Regions from separate parts of the Homo sapiens genome. Here region 2 is linked to region 1. Evidence: read pairs that join two places in POLR2A ChIA-PET (ENCODE). Cell type or tissue: Caco-2. All regions are shown on one strand. Links, peaks and the distances in the headings refer to the core of each region. The heading gives the core; the rest is flanking DNA. Region 1 overlaps MGC4859 (a long non-coding RNA gene). Region 2 overlaps MGC4859 (a long non-coding RNA gene).

The links. ChIA-PET counts read pairs that join two places held together with the same protein. Peaks named below come from ENCODE experiments on the same cell type or tissue, not always from the same donor. Only the 100,000 strongest peaks of a DNase experiment are listed, where the experiment ranks them.
Region 2: POLR2A ChIA-PET joins it to region 1 with 9 read pairs; 1 of 35 experiments calls an interaction of 5 or more read pairs at or near these places.

Annotation. Positions count from the first base shown.
Region 1 is chr7:10,706,422-10,710,824 of GRCh38, reverse strand. All of the region lies in intron 1 of MGC4859 (a long non-coding RNA gene), which reads left to right. LOC100131472 (a long non-coding RNA gene) reads right to left here. Exons shown (of 2, transcript NR_149037.1): 2 at 3,287-3,766. Among named protein-coding and RNA genes, the nearest start is that of MGC4859, 71 kb to the left of the region's middle. In Caco-2, for the core only: a CTCF peak has its summit at 2,189; a DNase peak (open chromatin) is centred at 2,154.
Region 2 is chr7:10,577,773-10,582,175 of GRCh38, reverse strand. All of the region lies in intron 1 of MGC4859 (a long non-coding RNA gene), which reads left to right. Among named protein-coding and RNA genes, the nearest start is that of MGC4859, 200 kb to the left of the region's middle. In Caco-2, for the core only: no CTCF peak of the experiment used is centred there; a DNase peak (open chromatin) is centred at 2,385.

The sequences.
Region 1 (4,403 bases), core at 108-4,107:
TATTGCAACATGGCGTATCATATGTTATAATATGTTGGACATTATGAAAATGGTGCTTCGTTTTAATCCACTATCATGAAGACATGTGATATGTCTTGAATCTTTGGCCGTCTTTATGAAGCAATTTAAGGAGCAATGGAGAAGTCTTTTATTTTTAAATCTGGGAGTCAGATACACCAAGGAGGTGCTGTAATAGAATGTCACACTAGCTCTATGATGTTGGTTAAGTCACTCTTCTAAGACTTTGTTTTCTCATCAATAAAATGCAGATAATAAGAATTTCTATCTAAGTTATAAAAATTAAATGAAAGAATGCATATAAAGCATTAACATGGTGGCTCGCACATTGCAGTAGCTCTATGGTAGGATATAATCATCATCATGATTATTTTGATAAATGGCACATTTGGGTCATGGATAGTTTGGGTATATCCTTACTAATAAGGGAATGCAGACTATGCAGTCAGTTTCATTATTTATGTCATTGTTCAAGATAACACTAGCATGCTATGAGAACTACTTTAAAAATTTGTTTGAAAACTCATGCAATAAAAGTCACAAAAGTGGAAGTTTTCAGTCACACAAAGGGAAGTTGATTAAGGAGGGAGGGTATCTGCATTTTCATTCTGGTCTACTGCCCACTGCTTTGTGACTTTGCAAAGACATATTATCTACCCAAATTTAAAATTTCTGTCTGTAAGATGGAATAATTGGAGGAAATAATTTCAGAAGTCTACTCTAAAAGTTTTATTTTAGCTATGGTTATTTATATTCAGGACCAACTGCTAGAATGTACTTCCTTCAGAGTTAGGAATAGTCAAAACACAGATTTAAAAAAACCCATTGTTTATTTCTATGCTGTTTCAAATTCAGTATCTGAAGTCTTCAAAAAGCAGTCATGGTGAAAAAAAAAGTCCAAAATAAGGATTTGTTTATATTTTTAAGAAAAACTAATTTTTGTTGTTATAAAAGTTATTTATGTATATTACATAAAACATAGAAAACAGAGAAGTCTATCAAAAAAATAAAAATCACTGGTTAAATAAGCTCCCTCATCAAGCTCCCGCCCTTCTTTCCCCAGGATAATAATTCTTCATGTGAAAGCATGAATTTATTAGAATTTTAAATATACATAAAACATTAAAAAAACTTTATAATATTTAATATTTGCTTTTTCACTTAATAATTATATTCTGTACATTTAATGGAATCGTAAAGCATAGATGATATCATTGTATTTAATAGCTGCAAAGTATTAATTTGTAAAAATGGATTAATTTATTTACCAAATTTGAAACAATAAACATTTACTATTGCTTGCAATACTTCATTACTATAAGCAATACTTTTTGGATATTTGTTGCTTAGTTATGCTCACATGTTTGTCTGATAAATTTGTAGAGATTGCATTTCTGGTTAAAGGAATATGCCTATTTCAATTTTTATATATATTACTAGATTCCTCCCAGGCCCCCAGGAAACTTGCATGTGTAAATATACTCCTATGTATTAAAGTGTCTATTTCTGCATACTAAGCATTGGGCATTATTCTTTTAAATCTTAGCCAAGATGGTAGGTACATGAAAAAAAATACTATCTCATTGGTCTTTTAATTTGTAACTTTTATTCTTTATTACCAATAAAGTTTGATGTATCTTAGTGTGCTTATTAGCCAAAATGGTGTGTTGTTTCTTCCTTAAAAAAGTTTAAGAGCTCATTCTTTCATAAGTGTATGCGCTATTGGCCTGTTGTATATATCGCAATTTTGTTTTTCTTAGTTTTAATTTAGTTTAAGGAATTTAATTTAGGTGAAGTTTAGGAATTTTATGTGAAAAATCTAGTGGCATCTTTTATGGCTTGTGATTTTGATATCCTGTTTAGAAAGTCCTTCCCCAGTCAAATATAAAATTATCCATCAAAATTTCATTATATAATTTATTACATTTAAATCTTTAATCCATTTGGAATTTATTGTGGTTTCTATAAAATGCTTGCAGTTCTTTTTAATCACTTTTATCTAGACTCGTTGGGTTCTATAGTTACTTACCTGTGGTTGAAGGAGAACTGAGTCAATTAAATACCAATAATAAGATACAGCGAGTAATACTTCAAATGCTCACCTGACAGCCAGACAAGTCCCTGCTCCCTCCTGGCTGGTCACTTCGTATCACAAGGGGGAGCTTTCGTGCTTTAGTAAATACATCTTATGTTATTCAAGCCACTCCTTTCATTTGTAGCTTTTGTCCAACCTCGATTTGTTTTTCTCTTAATCATGCAAAAGCAGTGTGTTGAGGTGGTCAGGAAAAAAAGATATGAAAAAATTGAGCTGCATAGGATAAAAATCCTAAATATTAATCTGTATTAAAAATATTTTCCTTTGTGCATAGGAAAGAGATTTAAAATTTTCTTTCATTATTCTCTCATTTCCTAAATAATTATTGTAATACGCTTCCTTAACAATGGAATTTAGATCCGTATTTAAAATTAAGGGCTTGAATGAAAAGTAAAATTAGGTATCATTTATTATGGGGATTTTTTTTTTCTGCACTTGTGATGAAAGCCAATGTGTGTCAAAGATCATATAGTGGATGCTAGCAAGGATTTCTCCCTACTCCATATTTATCAATTGGTCAAATTGTTCAATTAGATAAATATGTTTCAATTTACCTCCCACCTCTTTTTGTCTCACCCCTTTGAGGAACTTTGTTATCTATACGTTTGAGTTCTAAGGTGAGTAGAGAGGGTAATCCTATTTGTGGCTAATTATCAGTAAATTTACATTTTTCTAATTTATTTCCTCAGTACAATCAGAATTGTATAGCATTGTGTCTTGAGTGGAGGCCACTTGCATGTGTCTGTCATTTGCACTTAATAAGAAAAGGGTGCTGTCAAATAGTCTCATTCTCTGGCTGTGAGCATATGCATTTATGAATGTTTGGATGATAGAGTGTAAATGCGAAGTCCTCTTAAAAGAGGGTAAAAAGGCTCCCAGCTACTCTTAGAGCACATATCCAAGGCTAAACATATGGCCTTGTCATCACAATTTCCCACATTCCCTTTTTTGTGGTTTTAACCTTCTACTTTATTTATTACCAGAAGGCCTTATCTCTCTAGCCTGCTGCTACAGACTGCTAGGCCAGGATGTAGTGAAAGCACAAAGTAATGAAACAGGGATGATCATAAAATAGAGGGGAAATGGCCATAGCCTCTGTCTGTGGTACAGCTGCCCAGGTTTTGTAACCTGAGCCAAACCATGCTAAAGAAACATAATGTTGCACAGTGCTGATGATGCTTCCATTCCTGTTACATTTGGTATCACCAGAAGACCTTAGATTTTGTGAATGTCAAGTCTTTTCACAAACTTTCAGCAGAATTGTCAGCCTAAGGAAAAGAAAGAAGACAGCTAGAGGACCTCAAATGCTAAGATGCCATTTAAAGGGCAAACAGCATCTCAAGTGAAGAAATGTCATGCAGGTGAAATATTTTGAGGGACTCAAGGTAGAGGACAGTGAAGAGGAGAAGCAGTGAGTACTGCTTGACAATATAGTGTTTTATGACTTTTTTTCTTCCTTGTGCAGCCCTTAGCAAAGTGATCAAACCAGAGCTTCATGCCCCCTGATGGGTGACTGACGGGTGGTTAACTGCAGCAAGTTGGATGACAGTTGAGTTAGTGTTTTCCAAAAGCTGGTCCAGGTCTGGCCAAACCCTGTGTGTGTTGTAGTTAGTGCCAGGGCTCCTTGGGGAGGTGTGCGTCCGTTCCTTCTTTCTGCAGGTGGAGCAGAAGGGGAAGTGAGAAAGAAGAATTTGACTCATCAACCCAGATGCCATACACAACCATCTCCAAAAAAATCAAATCTTTATAAGGCAACTTTAAGATTTCTATAACAATAATAGAGCAGTTTTGATTCTCTGGTTGAAAAAAATTTTTAAATGATAATATATGGTATTCATAAAGGATAAATAACTGATAATCCTAATACACAATTGATAATAGTGTGTCAATTGATACTCCTCTTATTGTGGAGGACAATTTGCCAATATCTGTTATAACTGAAATGTATTAAACCCTTTGAACTAGTGTTCCATATTTAGGAATTTATTGTATGGAAATACTAATATTAGTGAATAAAGTGACATGTAGAAGATGTTGCAACATTACTTCTGGTAGTAAAGTAACAAAATAATCCAAATGCCTATTAAAATAGGAATTGTTAACTTTACAAAATAGGAATGCTAACTAGTCATTAATAAGAATGAAGTAGAATCATATATATTTTGATTTCTGAGATCTGCCACTTAATTATCTGTGAGAAATTGAACAAAATACTTTATATCTGCACCTCAGCTTTTTCGTCTGTGTAATGGGCATAACAATAGTATCTACTTTATAGAGTTTCATAAAG
Region 2 (4,403 bases), core at 223-4,222, 130 kb after region 1:
GCCACAAACCTTCAATTTGTAAAAAGTACAATATCTGCACAGTACAGTAAAAAGAAGCACATTTAAATGAAGTATGCCTGTATAGCCTCCTTTCCAAATAGTTGTACTTTCTCTGGTAGCTTCCAAAAGGATCAAAGTTATCCCTGAAAATTATGTAGCCAAAATCGGCTTGGCATTAGAAAATCTGATTTGGCATCTCCATGAACCTTAGTTTTGTTCACTATAAAGTATTCTTTATGATTTTAAGGATTTTATAAAGCTCAGATTTTACAGTGCATGTGAGTTGTAACTCATGACATAAAAATGAACTATTCATTATATTAGAAAGAAAGGCTAATAGGATTTCAAACTATACCCATAATCTGACCACTTCTCACCAGCTCTACTGTTGGTATCCTGGCTAACAGCACCATACTCTTCTTCTAGGTATCTGAAATTGACTCCTAAGTGATTTTCTAGCTTCCCCCCTTACCCAGTCACAGTCTTAGCACTGTAGCCAATGATTTTTAAAATCAGTTATGTTACACCACACCATTTGAAATGATACCAAAGTTCTTGGATATTCATTTTCCCCCATTCCTTTCTGTCTTTGCATTTCACTTTTGGAAGTTTCTGTTGACCTATCTTCAAGCTCACTGACTCCTTGTTCAGCTCTGTCCAGTCTATGGATGAGCCCATAAAAAGTAGACTTAGTTTCAGTTTATGGCTCCTGTGGCTTCTGCTTCAGGTAATACCTCAGCTTAGAATCTCTCTGGATTCACCAGTCTCTCTGGATTCAGCGTGGCAGTTGACCCTGTAATCTTGTTATTCTGATGGGTTCAAGAAAAGTTCTGATTTTATTTTGTTCAGCTTTTTCTTGTTGTAAACAGGAGAATGACAGTTTCTAAGCTCTTTGCATATCAGAGCTAAAAGCAGAAGTCCAGAGTGATTCATTTAAAATTTAAATAAAATTATGTTTCCAGCAATGACCCTCAATTTACTCAAAGAAAAAGCTAAAGTTCTACAATAAGCTATAGGGTCTTACATGATCTGATTCTGCTGACATTCAATCCCAATACCCACTGTGTTGCCCAATTTTTCTTTTCTTTTCTGTAATACTCACTTATCACCCTATAACCAATTAAACAATGTATTTCTTTATCATGTCAGTTGTTTATGCCTGTTTCCATGATTGGAATGCATGAGCTTCATGAGGCAGGGTTCTCTGGTTTCTTTCTAGATCACACTAAGGGCCTAGAACAGAGTTTGGCACACAGTACAAAGCCAATCTTTGTTGAATCAATACATTTATTACATCTTAAGCATCCTCAGAAATCAGACACATATACCAGGTGAATTAGATGATTGGTCTCAATTTGTGAATGATTTTTCACTTCCTTCTAAGGTGCCTCAGTAAGGATGCACATAAGAATGAGCTGGGAATCTTTTTTGATGCCACATACTCCGTTTTGAGAGATTCTAATTTCATGGTTTCAGCTTAGGCCCCAGCAGGTTTCTAAGGAAATAAAAACAAGCAATAAACAAAAACCTTCCATATTGGTGGGAGATATAAACCCATTACTATGGTTTTTCTGAAGAGAGGTTATTCCCCCTAAATATTTTTTTTTTTTATTTTTTGAGACGGAGTTTTGCTGTTTCGCCAGGCTGCAGTGCAGTGGCATGATCTTGGCTCACTGCACCCTCCATCTGTCGGGTTCAAGCGATTCTCCTGCCTCAGCCTCCTGAGTAGCTGGGACTACAGGTGCACACCACCACACCCAGCTAATTTTTGTGTATATATATATATATATATATTTTTTTTTTTTTTTTACACGGAGTCTCTCTCTGTCCTCCAGTCTGGAGTGCAGTGGTATGATATCAGCTCACTGCAACCTCTGCCTCCCAGGTTCAAGTGATTCTCTGCCTCAGCCTCCCCAGTAGCTGAGATTACGGGCGTGTGCCACCATGCCCGGCTAATTTTTTTTGTATTTTTAGTAGAGGCAGGGTTTCACCATGTTGGCCAAGCTAGTTTGGAACTCCTGACCTCAGATGACCTGCCTGCCTCGGCCTCCCAAAGTGCTGGGATTACAGGTATGAGCCACTGCACCTGGCCTAAATTTTGTATTTTTAGTAGAGAAGGGATTTCACTATGTTGGCCAGGATGGTCTCAATCTCTTGACCTCGTGATCTGCCTGCCTCGGCCTCCCAAAGTGCTGGGATTATAGGCGTGAGCCACCATGCCCCGCCCCCTCTAAATACTTTTAACCTCGTACGTACTCTTTCCTCTCCTAAGAGAAGTGGAGTGAGTTACTTCACTGGTGAGCTGAGTAGAGTCTCAATCTCTTCTCCACCTCACCCCTCCTCTTTAGAGTTTGACTTCTGTTCTGCTGTGGTCAGCTCTGTGCCTGATAGCAAAAAGCCCTGGAGGCCTCATTCCTGCCTGAGTGGTTAGGGAGCCCATTGTTAATACACAATTAGGCCACTTATTTCAATCTGGACTTTATCTGTCCTGAAGGTACTTTTCTCCTTTCTCTTTCAAGTTGGTTCAGAACTTTGATAAGGGGAAAATGTTGATCTCTTGAAAACCCAGCACTACCCAGCTGTTTCTAATGTGCTACAACCACAGTGTAATTTGAAGAGCAGCATCTAAGTCCAAAAATTCGCTGTGTATTTGCAGCCAGTCTTTCTAGAGTGAGCATGAAGTAAGTGAAGTAGTAAATTTAAAGTGTTTATCATCTTCATTAATTATAAATATTTTAGCTAAGGACGCATATATAAATTGAGTTAAAATTCAGAAATTTTAGAAAATATACGTGTGTTTAACTGTACATAAATATGCACTTTGATAGATTTGTTACATTTTGTTTATGTTTATTATTTAGAAAGAATCACCTCTTTTTCACACAATAATATGAAGAGTAATTAAAACACAATTGAAGTAGGTATTTGCTCATTTCATTTTACATTGTATATAACCTAGATTTGCTCCCCCCATTTTAAACATGAGACCACTGTTTAATTTTTGTTGTTCAGTGGGTCTCCTGTATTGTTTTTGCCTCTCATCTGCCATCTTTCAAAAGCTTCTTTTCATCCTTGGTGTTTTGAAACTTCTCGGTGATGTCTTGGGGAAGAGAGATTAAAATTCATTTTGCTTCACCCTCTTGTAACCTTTCAATATGATGTTTCACATATCCCTTCGCTTATGAAAATGTCCTTGCATTTTTTTTTTAATGAATTTCTTCACTACTTTTTCTGTTTTGGGAACTCATGTTAATTGAATGAATCTAGGTTGATCCTTGGATCTATACTTTAGGAGATATCCCTGATTTTATGTTCTAGATTTTCCATTGAAATGTTTTATTTCAGGAGTCACATTTTTTTAGATTAACATGTTCTTTGAAACAACAACAACAACAACAAAATGAGTCAAATTTGTGTAAAGACGGACGTTGAGAAGTACAGGGAATAGGGGCAGGAAGGAAATAGAAATACCTACTGATTTTGCTAATGTCAGTAAACAAGACCATATGTTTTATCCCATAGACAATCACACATAATAAGTCACAAATGCAACCTCTCCTATAAGATCTATCACTCTACTTTGAGATAGCGAGAAACAAGACCGGAATTTGGGGCAGGAGGCTTTTATTTTCTGGGGAAATAGGGACAGATCCTCTCAGTCAATATTAGATATTGCTACTCTGTTAATAACACTGTATCTATGTAAAATGTTACAAATTTTTCTATACATGAGATGAATGAAGGCTTAGTTAATGTACTTCCAAATACAGAGTTATCCATTCCCTGTGCTTCTCCTGTTACTTTCTGGATCAGTGTGCCCTTCTGTTTGTAAGCCTCTATTGACATTTTTTTTTCAGAGTTAAATTTCTTTAAAGCCTAATTCTGGGACCCGCATATTCCACTAGTATACTATGTACAATGGGATGACATTCACCCCTAGTGTTAGATTTGCGATGCTGAGTAAACTAACAGGCCACTGTCACCATGTAGCCATCAAGCATGGCTAACTGCAGCCACCCTGACTCCACACTTTCATCTACTACTCATTAGGATTCACTTATTACTAAGGTTTGGGTTATCTTCTTGGTCCCACTGTCATTAAAGTACCTCTTATCGGTATCTGTATCTTGAAGATATGAATAAGTATGGGGCTTTGTGAAGCTGTGGTGATTGGTTTCAGTTTTATTGAAGAAAAGTTGGAGAAGATGAGGGTTGAGGCTCAAACTGGCTTATAATCTGCAGTTTTGGATTTGAGCTCATAGAATTTAGGGAAACCCCATTTTAGTTTGAAACTGTGAGGACTTAGGCCACTCAAAGACAGAGCGGTCTGTCTTCCCACGATAAGTGGAGACTGTATCAGAGAAGAGTTGAACTCAGCAGCTGGTCCAGTTGTGTGTCCTTCC